Regions from separate parts of the Homo sapiens genome. Here all the other regions are linked to region 1. Evidence: chromatin contacts called from ENCODE Hi-C or POLR2A ChIA-PET data. All regions are on one chromosome and are shown on one strand. Each heading gives the region's core, a stretch centred on a gene start or an enhancer-like site at or near the end of the contact. The rest is flanking DNA. Distances are from core to core; before and after follow the strand shown.

What was found. A loop is a pair of places that touch in the nucleus more often than their neighbours do. ChIA-PET counts read pairs that join two places held with the same protein, here RNA polymerase II (POLR2A). Pooled maps may share reads with other maps.
Region 2: a loop to region 1 is called in a pooled map, with 2.6 times the contacts of the local background. The contact joins the enhancer-like site here to the promoter of ODAD4 in region 1. A Hi-C loop is called at or near these places in 7 of 50 pooled maps. POLR2A ChIA-PET finds 5 or more read pairs at or near these places in 8 of 52 experiments (A549, B cell, HEK293 and 5 more).
Region 3: a loop to region 1 is called in a pooled map, with 10 times the contacts of the local background. The contact joins the promoter of KCNH4 here to the promoter of ODAD4 in region 1. A Hi-C loop is called at or near these places in 7 of 50 pooled maps. POLR2A ChIA-PET finds 5 or more read pairs at or near these places in 9 of 52 experiments (AG04450, B cell, GM12878 and 6 more).
Region 4: a pooled map shows a loop between it and region 1 (5-fold over the local background). The contact joins the promoter of JUP here to the promoter of ODAD4 in region 1. A Hi-C loop is called at or near these places in 1 of 37 single-sample maps with no recorded cell type and 5 of 50 pooled maps. POLR2A ChIA-PET finds 5 or more read pairs at or near these places in 13 of 52 experiments (A549, Caco-2, H1 and 8 more).
Region 5: a loop to region 1 is called in a pooled map, with 5 times the contacts of the local background. The contact joins the promoter of HAP1 here to the promoter of ODAD4 in region 1. A Hi-C loop is called at or near these places in 7 of 50 pooled maps. POLR2A ChIA-PET finds 5 or more read pairs at or near these places in 5 of 52 experiments (A549, AG04450, B cell and 2 more).

Annotation. Positions count from the first base shown.
Region 1 is chr17:41,929,336-41,932,035 of GRCh38, reverse strand. It overlaps ODAD4 (outer dynein arm docking complex subunit 4), which reads right to left and starts at 1,419. Exons shown (of 12, transcript NM_031421.5): 1 at 1,199-1,419. The coding sequence starts at 1,312. It also overlaps a transcript of ACLY not described here. RefSeq lists enhancers at 1,311-1,410, 1,591-1,680, 1,393-2,296.
Region 2 is chr17:42,132,294-42,134,993 of GRCh38, reverse strand. All of the region lies in intron 1 of RAB5C (RAB5C, member RAS oncogene family), which reads left to right. Among named protein-coding and RNA genes, the nearest start is that of HSPB9, 11 kb to the right of the region's middle. RefSeq lists enhancers at 1,072-1,121, 1,692-1,741. Within about 2 kb of position 1,438, at least 26 of the 41 ENCODE cell types and tissues checked have a DNase peak (open chromatin) inside an H3K27ac peak, as active enhancers do; they include B cell, where a contact is called at or near this core.
Region 3 is chr17:42,179,698-42,182,397 of GRCh38, reverse strand. KCNH4 (potassium voltage-gated channel subfamily H member 4) reads left to right here and starts at 1,256. Exons shown (of 17, transcript NM_012285.3): 1 at 1,256-1,528. The coding sequence starts at 1,453. RefSeq lists silencers at 825-1,100, 1,107-1,346 and an enhancer at 2,296-2,700.
Region 4 is chr17:41,785,448-41,788,147 of GRCh38, reverse strand. It overlaps JUP (junction plakoglobin), which reads left to right and starts at 1,437. Exons shown (of 14, transcript NM_002230.4): 1 at 1,437-1,560. RefSeq lists silencers at 1,469-1,768, 1,933-2,145.
Region 5 is chr17:41,733,264-41,735,963 of GRCh38, reverse strand. It overlaps HAP1 (huntingtin associated protein 1), which reads left to right and starts at 1,321. Exons shown (of 11, transcript NM_177977.3): 1 at 1,321-1,798. The coding sequence starts at 1,330. RefSeq lists an enhancer at 1,890-2,432.

The sequences.
Region 1 (2,700 bases), core at 170-2,669:
GAGAATCACTTGAATCCAGGAGGTGGAGGTTGCAGTGAGCCAAGATCGCACCATTGCACTCCAGCCTGGAGACAGAGCAAGACTACGTCTCCAAAACAACAACAACAACAACAACAACAACAACAAAAACCATCACCCAATCCCCTTAGGGTGGGATGATGCAATTTATACTAGGGTTACTATAATAATGTTGCTGGTTGGTGCAGCAGCTCACCTCAGTAATCCCAGCACTTTGGGGGGCCGAGGCAGGTGTATCACTTGAGGTCAGGAGTTCGACACCAGCCTGGCCAACATGGTGAAACCCTGTCTCTACTAAGAATACAAAAATTAGCCAGGCGTGGTGGGACATGCCTGTAATCCCAACTACTCCCTAGGCTGAGGCAGGAAAATCGCTTGAACCTGGGGAGGCGGAAGTTGCAGTGAGCTGAGATCTTGCCACTGCACTCCAGCCTGGGCAACATAGCAAAACTTTGTCTCAAAATTGATAATAATAATCATATGTTGCTTACTGGCCACCTTTTATAAGCAACGGTGTGCTGGGGACATTGAGGCTTCTGCATGCAACCTCCCATCCAATCTGCCAGCAAATGATGGGAAGGTAAGGCTGCTCTGTGGAAGGAGGCCGGTTAATCATGAAACATTTAAGTAAAAGTGGAGGAAAAGGTCACTGTTAACGCAGAGAATGGAGATTGCAAGTGGGAACTGGTAGAAAATGGCCAACCACAGGGCTTATCTGTGACAGCAGTGTGTCCATCAAAAATCAGTGAATAATAGAAACAACAGGGTCCTCCAGGCATCATCAAGACCTCAGTGTTATCTGCAATCAAAAGGTGAGGGCAGGGGGCAGGCGCAGTGGCTCACGCCTGTAATCCCAGCACTTTGGGAGGCCGAAGCGGGTGGATCACGAGGTCAGGAGTTCGAGACCAGCCTGGCCAACACAGTGAAACCCCCATCTCTACTAAAAAGACAAAATAATTAGCCGGGCATGGTGGCACGCGCCTGTAGTCCCAGCTACTTGGGAGGTGGAGGCAGGAGAATCACTTGAACCCGGGAGGCGGAGGTTGCGGCGAGCCGAGATCGTGCCATTGCACTCCAGCCTAGGCAACAAGAGCGAAACTCCGTCACAAAAAAAAAAAAAAAAAAAAAAAAAAAAAGTGACGGGTGATGGGGTGATGGATAGGTTGAGAGCTCGACTCACGTTGCTGAAGCTCTGCGCGGCTTTAGAAAATTCCCCGCACAGGTAGAGCCGCTCGCCTTCGGCCATATAAGAGGGAAAGGTGCTTCGCAAGGTCTCGCCTTCGGGGTCCGACATGGTGACCGGATTTAGAGACGCTAAAGCAGAGACAATCAAAGAAAAGCTGGAGAACCTCTATCTGGTTTGTGGAAGCTCCGTTTCTTAGCAACCATGAGATGTACAGCGACTTCCGGTTCCGCCCCCGTCTGGCAAGGGCCCGGATTCTGGGTACAACCTGCCGGCGTGCGCTTGCGCCAGTTCTGCCGCGCACTGGGCCAGGGAGTGATGATTGCGTGGCTGACGGCTGGGCTGGTTAGTGTTTGCTGTTGCACGCTCTGGCGGTTCTCTCTGGAGTTGCTGCCTGAAAAGGCTCCCTTGTAAGACAGCCAAGAAAACAGGAAGAGGGTTGGAGGCAAAGTTCCGAATAGGGATGAGGCATACGTGGTAAGGATATGTGCACGGCGTACCGCCATTAGGGGGAGAGAGCACTGGGCTTGGAGTCAGCAGACTTGGGCTGACTTCGCTCCTGTCACTTCCTAACTGCGTGACCTCTCGCGGGGCATGTAAGGGCTCCCAGCCTCGAATGTTCCACCTGCCAAATAAATATGAAAATAATGGAACACTCAGGGATGCGAGGATTTGCATAAGAAAACATGGAAAATAACGTTGGGTTCAACATAATTTAACGCAGTTATTTGAGCAGCTACTAGTAGCGGGCCTTGACCAAGGCATATTCTGACGTCCTTCCCCATTCCCTCACCATCACCACTCCTCCAAAAGTGGACTAGGTGCTTCTTCTGGGCTCCAACGATACCCTAAGTAGCTTGCTTAACTGCCTTTACTACGTTACTTCCAAAACGTCCTAATGTCATTGTTAAAGTTTAAATAGTAAAAAGATGTCTTTAACTACAAATGCACACACACACACACACACACGGCATACATGTAAAACTGGGGATATTTGAGTAAGATCAGTGGATTGTATCAGTGTCAATTTTCTGGTTGTGTTATTGTACTAAAGTTTTTAAGGATGTTACCATTGGGAGAAACTGGGAAAAGGGTACATGGGATCTCTTTTGTATTTATTTCTTATGAACTGCATATGAATCTATGATTATCTCAAAAGGTTTAATTCAAAATATAAGAAATAATATGGTCCCTGCTTGAAGGAGTTTTATCTAATAGGGGAGAAAGATGTATAAACAAGTAACGGCCACTTAAGTGATATTAACTAGTAATTAAAAGTTCTGTGTGCCTGTGAGGGAGATGAGGACAAAGTGGTGTGAAACCCAGGCAAATGAATGATTCAGCCAGGGTCTGGGATGGGTTAGAGACATGTTCATAGAGGGGTAATATTTGAGCTGAGGGTGAGTATGGTGGAGCCCAGTAGACGTAAGTAGAGAATGAGAGCTAGGTGTGGTGGCTCATGCCTGTAATCCCAGTACTTTGGAGACTGAGGTGGGAGG
Region 2 (2,700 bases), core at 189-2,688, 200 kb before region 1:
AAAAAAAAAAAAACTTAAGAAAAAAAAAGAATTTGAGACCCACTGACCTGTAGTGTCCAGAGCAGAGGGAACCCCGGAGCAGGGAAGAACAGTGTCCCATTTTTCTTTCTCTTTCTCTTCCATCCTTGGCCCAGAAGTGCCTGTGCACAGGGCCAGGGTGTTTAGGAGCTTAGATCCCTTCTGCGCTTTCATGTGCATTGTATTAATAGGAAAATAGTGTGACTCCAAGTCCTTATACATTCTCTCCCCTTTCCTGTGGAAGACATGAGGTTGGGACTGGTGCTTGTTCTTAGTGGCCTCTGAACAAGCCAGGGTTCTGATTTGGATGGTGGGTCCATGGCAAGGAGAATCTTTCTCCCTAGATCTGAAGCTCCAGCACGGCCATTGTACTTGTGAAAAAAAGTCAACTTTTTTTTGAGACAGAGTCTTACTCTTTTGCCCCAAGCTGGAGTGCAATGGCGCGATCTCAGCTCACTGCAATCTCTGCTTCCTGGGTTCAGGCAATTCTTGTGCCTCAGCCTCCCAAGTAGCTGGGATTACAGGCGTGTACCACCACGTTGGCTAATTTAAAAAAATCAACTTTGACTGTAACTTTAGCTCTTATGGAGAATTTGATTTTTGTCTCAAAGAAGACTTTGAAAACTATGTCAGTTTTGGCTATAATTCCATCACCTGACTGCACAAGTGGATAATTTTTGCCAGGGGTTCAAAAAGAAAGATTGCCAGTAAGACACACATCCCTGGGAGGCAGGACAGCTCAGTGAATGCATTCACCTTTACTACCTGCCATGTCTTCAGTTTCCCAGGCTTGGGAGGAGAGGGTATAATGCTTCCTGGGGCTCTCGGTCTGGCCTTCCCCTGGCTTAGACACCCTCATATCTCCGTGCGCCCTTCCTAGCAAAATTGGCTTCCTTGGGCTTTATTGACTGCAAAGGTTGGACACCACTGCTCATTTGATCACCAAGCAGGGCCAGGCAAACCACTAGGCAACAGACCGTAAAAAGTGCTGGGTGTGCCTGCTCAGGTATCTCTGGAAGGCAGGATCAGTGACCAGGCAGAACATGTCACCAGCTAGTTCATGCCAGGGAGAGCCTGTCTCAGTTCATTGGGATGGCCAGAGTCTGTTCACCAACAGTCTTGGAGAAAGTGTTACAAATAACCCTGTCAGTACTCTTAGCTACTGTTTACTCAACATGATGTGTGTGAGACAGCTGGCAAACACTGCCATTAACCCTGGTGTGCCCCATATTAGTGATGAGAACACTGAGGCTCAGCTCAGGTGGCTTCTACAAAGTGATTCAGAAGTGGCAGGAGACAGTCACATCTGTGGTGCCGAAAGCCAGTGCCTGTGCTCACTCTCTCTCTGCCAGATGCTCTAGCCCTGGCTGTGCTTCAGTGGGTGTGCTTCACCTGCAGATGCTGGGCTCTGTGCCAAACCTTCATGAGAATCTCGAGGGGCTGGCTGCACAGATGACTTCAATGTACAGACACCGTTGAGAACCACTGCAGGAGAGTTATTTGTCTCCCCTTCTGGCTTGTTTTTAAAAATCACATTCTGTTCCTCTAACCCTGTGGTTTGGTAGTGACAAGACTTAGATCTGTTACCTGTATTTTTCTCGACCTGTAGGTGCTGGTTACTTCCCAGCTCGGTACCCTAAGCACCAGCTGCTTTGGTTTTTTTGGAATCAGAGACTTGGTTTTCTATTACCATCTCCCAGTCCATTCATACCTCCTCCTCCAGTGCCCCAGCCACAGACCATTGCTCAGCCAAGACTCTGTGTCACGTGGATTCATGGTAATAACCAACTTGTAATTCCACTGTGGTTTTCCCTCTGTTGCTGTCGCCCTGCCTGGCTCTGGGCGGCTCCTCCCACTGTTGAGGGCACTCAGAAACTGCAAGATTACTGTGACTGTTGCTAGAGCCAGCTAGAGCTAGACCTTCCTGGACCAGCAAAGTTGCTGCCACAAAAAAAGAGAGTTTCATTCACCTAGCAGCCCTAAACCAAACATAGGGCAGGCACTGCCTCCATTGTTCTTCCACAGCAGGGAGGATGGCATCATGTCTATGGTGGGTCTGGGGGGTTCTGTCACCTGTAGGCTGGGTGACCATGAGCAGGACATTTAATATATGAATGTTAAATTATCTATCTGAAAAATGGAGGTTGTCGTAAAGCTTGAAGGAGATAATAGTTGTGCAATTGGGAAGCTGAGGCGGGAGGGTTGCTTGAGGCCAGGAGTTGGAGACCAGCCTGGGCAACACAGTGAGACTCCATCTCTGCAAAAAAAAAAGAAAGAAAGAAAGAAAGAAAATTTTAATTAGCTGGGTGTGGTGGTGTATACCTGCTGGAGGCTGAGGCAGTAGGATCTTGGAAGCTGCAGTGAGCTGTGATCACACCGCTGCACTCTAGCCTGGGCAACACAGTGAGACCTTGTTTCTTTAAAAAAAAAAATTATTTCCTTCCATCAGCACTCTTTGAGTTCCTAGTATGCACATAGGCACTGTGAGGAAGGCATCTCTAAGAAGCAGAAAGCACAGACCTTGTCTCTTCATTGACTGAGGTGAAATGAGAAAGCGTCTTAAACTATGAAAAATTGAAATGACATAACTTTGAAATATTTACATGGTATTTCTGGTTGCTAATTGAGACCCACCACCCCGTACTTCCTTCCTTGTACTTTTGGGGAAGAGGTGGGCCCCAT
Region 3 (2,700 bases), core at 7-2,506, 250 kb before region 1:
CTGCACTCCAGCCTGGGCAACAGAGCAAGACTCCGTCTCAAAAACAACAAGAACAAGAACAACAAGAACAACAACAACAACAAAAGTAGAGACACAGAAAAATGTGGCACTTCTTAGCAATCTAACATCCCAGATAATACCTAGCTCAGAGGGTGGGGAGAATTTAGCCTGCCCTCCTTGCCCATAGGGTTCCCACTTTCACTGCTTCAGCTGTTTTGTCGTGGGAAGCAGCCACCCTCAGCCACAGAACTCAGCTGCCTCAATTTTCTGCATAGGTAGTGAGAAAGTCCTGTGTCTAGTCTCACTTTGGTCCCTCTTGCTGCTGTACTGGTTCCATCTTGGAGAAGTTAGAGGTCAAAGTTCACATGTGCATCCTTGGAGATTTGCAAGCCATGACTCTGCCCACCTCGAAACTATCTTTTTCAGAGGTAGTTTCTCCCAAACTTGCCTCCAGCCTCTCTTCCACTTGAAGGGCAGCAGAGAGGAGGATTAAGACAGTAGGAAGAGGGAAAACAGGCAGGCAACTGCCCTTCAAGACACTTATTTTGTACCAAAGACATGCATTATGGTATTACATTCTCACGGTAACTGCATCAGGTAAGAATTATCAGCTCCATTTTACAGATGAGGAAAGTGGGCTTGGAGAGGATATCACACGATTGGTGTCTAGAGCTGGGACTCTACCTGGTGGACTCCAAAGCTCTTTTCATTCCACCATGCTGTGTCTCAGTAGGCAGAGTTCGCCAGGGTGTCTTGGGAAAACTGAGGCAGGAGGTAAGAATGGTGCTTTCTAGAGTTGGGGTTTCAAGCCTTCCCATTGTCCATTCTCTACCAGCAAACTAGCCTCTTAACCCTTGCTGTCTCACGCTGGAGCTACTGGCCTGTGGGTGCTGCGAAATATGTCAACTCCAGTAGGCGGCACTGTGAACCAGACACCAGCCCAGCGTGGACGCCGCGCGGGAAAACCCGCGAGGTGGAGCCACAAGGAGCAGCCAGGGAACCACGTGTGGAGGCGTGGCCAGCCTGGAAGAGGGCGGGTCTGTTATTCAAGCCCCGCCCATCATTTCAGGCCTCCCCTCCCGGTGGGCGTGCCCCGAATTCTCTCCCCGAGAGACACGCGTGGGCCGCTCCCCTCTGGGAGGAGGGCTGCCCAGAGGGGTGCGGGTGTCGCTAGCGGCCCCTCCCCGTGTGGGGCCACGTGGCGGGTGCGGGCCGAGCCCGAGGGGAAGAACCTGGCCCGTGGGGAGGTGGGGGGGACCGAAACGGCGCTGAGCCGAGCCGAGAGCTACGGGGTTCGGAGCAGAGGCAGCGGCAGCGGCAGCGGCAGTAAGAGGGAGGGGAGGAGGCAGGAGGGCGCATGGGGCGCCCCGGCCCCTCCGACAGCGCGCCCCCTCCGGCCCGGCCGCGCTGAAAGCTCCCCAGCGCCGCGCCTTGAACCCACGCCCCGGGGCCATGCCGGTCATGAAGGGGTTGCTGGCCCCGCAAAACACCTTCCTGGACACCATCGCCACCCGTTTTGACGGAACGCGTGAGTGGGACGGAGGTCGGGGCTTGAGGTTCGAGCTGGGGGGCAAGTATCCTCGGGGCCGTCTCGGATCTCCTGGACATGGTGAGACCCGAGGCGAGGGGAGAGAATGGAGGTGCGGGTCTAGGAACTCCCAAAGCCGCGGTGCAGGAACAGGGCGGGGAGTGCCCTGCGAGGGGAGGAGGGGAAAGGGCCGAGAGCACGGGGGCCAAGGTTAGGGGGTGTGACTCGAGGCAGAAGAGGCTCTTTGTGCGGCAGAGCGGAGGAGGGTCCTTCGGAGCCGCCCACTCTCGGGCAGAGCTGTGCTGGGGGCGTGTATGGGGGTATCCGAGACACAGAAGTGGGGCAAAGTGGCCGGGCATTCTGGGGTCTACTCACAGACTCCAGCTCCCACTACCTCCAGAAAAAAAGGAGAAAAGATCAGACTTCAGCAGGACCTAGTTTGGATTGAGGTCGCGCGCCCCCAAATCGTGGGGCGTCAGTGTCTAAGGTGGGTGAGGCAGGAGGAGGGGAGCGGTCTGTGCGACGGTGGGAACTCCCAGCTCGCCCAACGTAGCTTGGGTTTCAGGTTCAGCACCTTGGACAGCCACATCACTCCTCCCCCGCCTCTTCTCCCGCCATTCCCTCTTCCCACTCTGGAACCCAGAGATTCCCCGCCCTCACCTCCCCCAACCCCGCCATTCCCTCGGGAACCCTGGCCGGGATCTGGATGGTGGGGGAGCGGTACCCGAGGGCGGAAACTGAGCCGCCGGGCCCTACCCTCTTCCCCACCACCTTGTTTCCATAGCGCCCATCACCGGGGCAACAGGCCCTGGGATGGAAGAAGGAGGCTGTGCCCAGAGCCCAGTGCCTCCCAGGCACCTTCAGTGTCCCCATCAGCCTCCCTGCCCCCAGACAGTCATCCCTCCTAGAGCACCAGGACTGGTTGTGTCACAGGCCCCATCTCTTAGCTGAGTCTCTGTCCCTGGATGGCCCACAGGAGTCCCCCTGGCCTCCCACCCATTGGAGCTGGAGGGAGACAGCTCGGGTTCTGCTGCTGGGGGTTGCTGGAGCTATACGCTCAATGCCCTCTCCCATTAGACTTTGAGCAGTGGGGCAGATCCCCTGAAAGCAGCTACAAGAATGCTAAAAAGTGGACCTTCTCTGGAAGGCAGGGAAGGAAGACAGCACTCATC
Region 4 (2,700 bases), core at 188-2,687, 140 kb after region 1:
TGCCCAGGCTGGAGTGCAGTGACATGGTCTCGGCTCACTGCAACCTCCGCCTCCCAGGTTCAAGCAATTCTCCTGCCTCAGTCTCCCAGGCAGCTGGGATTATAGTTGCCCGCCACCACGCTCGGCTAACTTTTTGTATTTTTTGTAGAGATGGGGCTTCACCATATTGGCCAGGCTGGTGTTGAACTCCCGACCTCAGGTGATCCACCCGCCTTTGCCTCCCAAAATGCTGAGATTACAGGAGTGAGCCACTGCGCCTGGCCTGCCCCGTTTCTTTCATGCCAGGGCTGGATTTCCTTCAGATCTGCTGCTTGATGTTTCCAAGCCCACCAAAGCCTCCTGACACCAATACTGTATTTTTGTGCCAATTAATTGTTCTGTCTCTCCTCCAAGTGTTTGTGCCTTTTCTCTGCCCCTTCCCCATTGCCTTGACATTTTATGTCTATGCTCCTCTTCCATGAGGGGAACAGCTGGTTTGATGGTCCTTCAAATGAGAGGAAGGAGGTTCTAGCTTGGGGTGTGCCACTTTGTAGTTTTGTGACTTCTCTGAACTTCGGTTTCTTCATCTTTACAATGAGGGTCGTTTTCTCATCCTAACTATTTTTCAGAGCTGTCACAATAATTAAAAAAAAACATACCGTTAATTTAAATTTCTAACCTTTAGCAGTTTCTGAGTGCTTTCACAAACCTGACCTCATTTAATCCCCACATACTCCAGTGAGGTAGATATGGCTAATGTATCCAGTTTACAGAAGAGGAGAAACAGGGTGAAGTAACTTGCCTAAAATCATACCAAGTGGGAGAAGACCAAACCTGGCCTTCTAATTCTAAATCCCAGGAGTACTCCATCTTTCGGGAAAAAAATCCCACCCCAGCACAAAGCCTATGAAATGCTATACAAATATGTGATTACTACTTTGGGGCAAGGATGAATAAGCCCAAAGAAGCATCATGCCTGACGCTGAGTTGGCTGGCCGGTGAAGGCGTCTGTCCCTTCCCTTGGTATCCCTATGACTTACCTGTTGGACAGGTAGGGGGAAGGGGAGAGTAATGAGTCTCACCTGCTCAGAGCAAGGGTGGGGCAAGACACACCCCATCCCTTCCATTGGTTTTTTCCTTAGTCTTACTGACAGAGCCTTGTCCAATCAGGAGGAAGTAACTTTCTATCTGCCAATAGATGCAATGTTAGGATGAGACCTCAAGTTAGAGTCCATCCCTAGAGCCGACTGGCAGTCCCCGGGGCCAATGGCAAGCGGATAAACAGAGGCGGCCGTGGAAGAGGACTGGAGGCGAGGCTCCGCCCCTCCACGGGACAGTCAGGCGAGATAGCCAGTGAGCTCGCACCAGAGGGTGGGCGTCTCCCCCAGGGGCGGAGCTTCGAGGTGGCGAGGGGCGTGGCTTGGCTGTCAGGTCTCTTCGCCTTTTGTTCGGTTACTGAGTTGCTGCCTTGGCCAGAGTCCGGAGCAGCCGCCGCCCGACCACGCCGAGCTCAGTTCGCTGTCCGCGCCGGCTCCCACCCCGGCCCGACCCCGACCCGGCCCGGTCAGGCCCCATACTCAGGTGCGGGCTATCGGGGGCGCAGGTATCGTTGGGGACAGAGGGGTGGCGAGCGGCCGCGGGGCCGGTCCCAGCCGTCCCTGGGCAGGTGAGGGCCGGTGCCATCGAGCGCCACCCTGCACCGGCGGCAGGGGGCGCGCTGGGGTCCTGGGCGCGGCGACTTGGGGGTCGCGCGGTTCGGGCCGAGCGCGCCTCGGAGCTCCGCGAACCAGAGATCTGAGCAAGGCGGGGAGGGATCCGGACAGGTGCCTCCGGGGTCGCGCCTCCCCCGGGGCCCGCGCAGCTCGCCCGACGCCGCGTCCCTGACTCTCGCCCTGGGCTGGCGGGGGAGACTTTGCTCTGCTTCGACTGCGTCCCAGGGCTCACGCTGCAGTCAGGAATTTACCGTTTGGGGAACTTGCTGCCGCTGGTCTCTTTGGGGCCACCCTCACCCCACCCCACGCGTCATCCTCGCTTTCCCTCCCTCCCTACTCCCCCAGGCCTGGGTGGGGCCCTATTGTTTGCGCCCAGCTTGCCCAACTGTGGGGGCCGAGCGCACATTTTCCCAGCGACTCTGGCCCCACCTGCCGAGCAGGTGAGCGCACGGAGTCCAGAGGCCCTGCCCTCCAGCTCCCAGAGCCTCGTCGATACTACCTGCGGCGCCTCCCTCCACGCCGGTGGGAGCCCGGCTCTGGCTTCTTCAGCGGAGGTGGGATGGAGTGACTGGGGGGTGCAGGGCTCGGCTCAGTGTCCAGCTGGTGTCTGGCACCCGTGGCTCGCCCTGGGGTCTGGGGGGTGGGGTCTGTGCACGGATGAAGAATTCAGGGTCACCTGGCCCAGTTTCCAGTAGCTGTGGCTGCCAGAGTGTTGGTAGGGGAACAGGACCCGTCTTCTCTAACCTCTTATTGTTGGAAAAAATCACCCAAAACAAACTTTGCAGGAGGAAGTATTCACAGCAGCTTTATCTGGGGGTTTTCCCGTCTCCTTGCCCAAAACTTCCTTTAGGCTTAGGGGGTCCTTCCTGGTGCAAAACCCCTTCCCCCAGCCGGCCCCTGGCTGAACCTGGGCCGGTGCCTGGGCTCCGACCCTGTCTTCCCTGCCCCCACATTCATCCTGTTCGCTGGGCCCCAGGGGCCTGAGGTAGGGGCCGGGGTGGGGGGTGGA
Region 5 (2,700 bases), core at 72-2,571, 200 kb after region 1:
TTCTTTACTTTCTAGGACCCAACTTTCCTGGTTTTCCTCTACTTCACTGCCCCACTCATCCCAGTCTTCCTTTGATGCCTCCTCTTCTTCTTTCTGCCCTCTGAATCCTAGGGGGTTAGTCCTGGGCGCTCTTACCTGTCTTCTCTCAGTCTCTTGGGGATCTCACCAGTCTCATAGCTTTAAATGGTCATCAAAGAACAATGACTCCTACATTTAAATCTCCAGCCCGGTCTCTCCCCTACATTCAGATTTATACATCTAATTGTCTACCCAACATTTCCAGTAGGATACTTAAAAAAAAAGTATTCTATTTATTTATTTATTTTGAGGGGTAGGCTCGCTCTGTAGCCCCAGCTGGAGTGCATTGGCACAATTTCGGTTCACTGCAACCTCTACCTTCCAGGTTCAAGCAATTCTCCTGCCTCAGCCTCTTGAGTAGCTGGGACTACAGGCACACGCCACCATGCTTGGCTAATTTTTGTATTTTTAGTAGAGACAGGGTTTCACCAGGTGGCCAGGCTTGTCTGGAACTCCTGACCTCAGGTGATTCGCCTGCCCCGGCCTCCCAAAGTGCTGGGATTACAGGCGTGAGCCACTGCGCCCGGCTACAGGGAGACTTTTAAGAGGCGTCTCCCAAGGAGAACAGGGGTTCGCCAGCATGGCAAGAGGAGGGCAAAGCGAACTAGGGTTGGAGGTGAAGAACAGTTAATCCAATCAAATGGAAGACGTCGAGTGGCGCGAGCACTGGGGTGTGAGCGCGAGGGTCAGGGTTGCAGCGCCAGGCAGGGTTGCAGCGCCAGGCAGGGTTGCAGCGCCAGGCAGGGTTGCAGCGCCAGGCAGGGTTGCAGCACGTTGGAAGCGCACTGGAGTTTGGAATGTCTCTCCCAGTCAACCGGGAAAGACGCAGCGCTGCCCTAATGCACTGGCCACCCCAGACCGTATGCACAACGTTGGGTTGGCAGCTTCTACACCAGGGAAGGCACCCGAAACCCCGGCGCGGCAGCTGGGGAGGGGCTGCCCCCAGCCAGGGACCCGCGAGTGCTGGGGCAGCCGCGGCTTTGGGCAGAACCATTCTCCGGAGATGGAGAGGGCAGAAAAAATCTTTCGCTCCCATCCCAACTCGGAGCCATCCGGAACTTGCACTCGCCCTTCTTGCCCTGCTTTTCTTACTGTGCTCTGTTCCGTCACCACTAGCTCCCCTCCCGCGCGGCTCTGAGTCCCGCTTGCCACTAGTTGCTTCTCGGCAGCCCCCACCCCTACGCGTGGTCCGGCCCGGCGGCTGGCGCAGGTTATAAAGGTCCCGCCGCAGCAGCGGACGGCAGACTCGAGATGCGCCCGAAGAGGTTGGGCCGGTGCTGCGCGGGGAGCCGGCTCGGACCCGGGGACCCAGCAGCACTCACCTGTGCACCTTCGCCCTCAGCCAGTCCCGCTCCGGAGCCCTCTGCGCAGCCGCAGGCACGGGGCACTGGACAGAGAGTAGGATCCCGAGCCACCTCTGGATCCCAGTTCCTCTCGGAAGCCCGCACCGGAGCTCGCCCGGCCTCGGAGGCTGGAGCCAAGGCAGGAGCCCGGCGCCCGTCCGCATTCTCGGCCATCCAAGGGGATGTCCGGTCTATGCCCGACAATTCGGACGCGCCGTGGACCCGCTTCGTATTCCAAGGGCCGTTTGGTTCCCGGGCCACTGGCCGGGGGACTGGAAAGGCAGCGGGCATCTGGAAGACGCCAGCCGCCTACGTTGGCCGGCGACCCGGGGTGTCCGGCCCTGAGCGCGCCGCCTTTATTCGGGAGCTGGAGGAAGGTAAATCGGGCCCCCGGGGTCCTGGACCGGGTGGGGACTGGGGCAACTCCAGGGAGGAAGTGGCCCCATCGGGTCCAGGCACCCCGCCCCCTCTAGCACTCAGTGTCACCCGTCCACCACCCCCGCGATGTCACTGCGGTGTCTGTCTGGTCGCCCCTTCTCCATCTCCTCCTCTGCTCTTGTCCCCTGGTTTGTGCCCGTGAGTCAGGTTCTGGGGCCTGCACGCTCGCCCACCCACCTCCACGCGCCTCTTGCTGCGGCAGATCTGCACCCCTTCAGCGCCCCTCTCCTGGGTCTACCGCAGTGCCAGGAGAGGGGCGGGGGGCTGCGGGAGGGCGCTGTCCCGCGCGCTCTGAGTCTGCGCTGGCCGACCGGGCTTGCGTGCGATGGAGGGGTGGGTGGGCGGGCGGAGGGGGAAGTTTTGCCCACTTTTTGGTTGCGGGTATGGGGGCAAAGTCGCGCTCTTTTCCTGCCCCTTGTCTCTCCTATCCTCCTGCGGGTCGGGGGAGATCTCTGGATTGGGCCTAGAGGCTCGAGTGTCTCCTAATCTGGTGAAGTCTTCCTCCTGTCCTCTGCACACGCAACAGGTGCAGGGTGAGTGGCTGCGTCTGTTTGTATGACCCAGGAGACTCCATTGCACTGCCTCCTGGGTAGGGGGTGATGAGCCAGTCTGAGGCTGTACTTCCCCTGGCTGTCTCCATTCTAGGCGCCAGGGACCCAGGTGTCCGGAGAGCCCAGTTTCTGAGCCTGGAGGACTGTGACCCCCTTACCTCAGGCTCCTCCAGGGGTAAAAAAAAAAAAAAAAAAAAAAAAGCCGGGCGCGGTGGCTGACGCCTGTAATCCCAGCCAGCACTTTGGCAGGCCGAGGCGGGCGGATCACTAGGTCAGGAGTTCGAGACCAG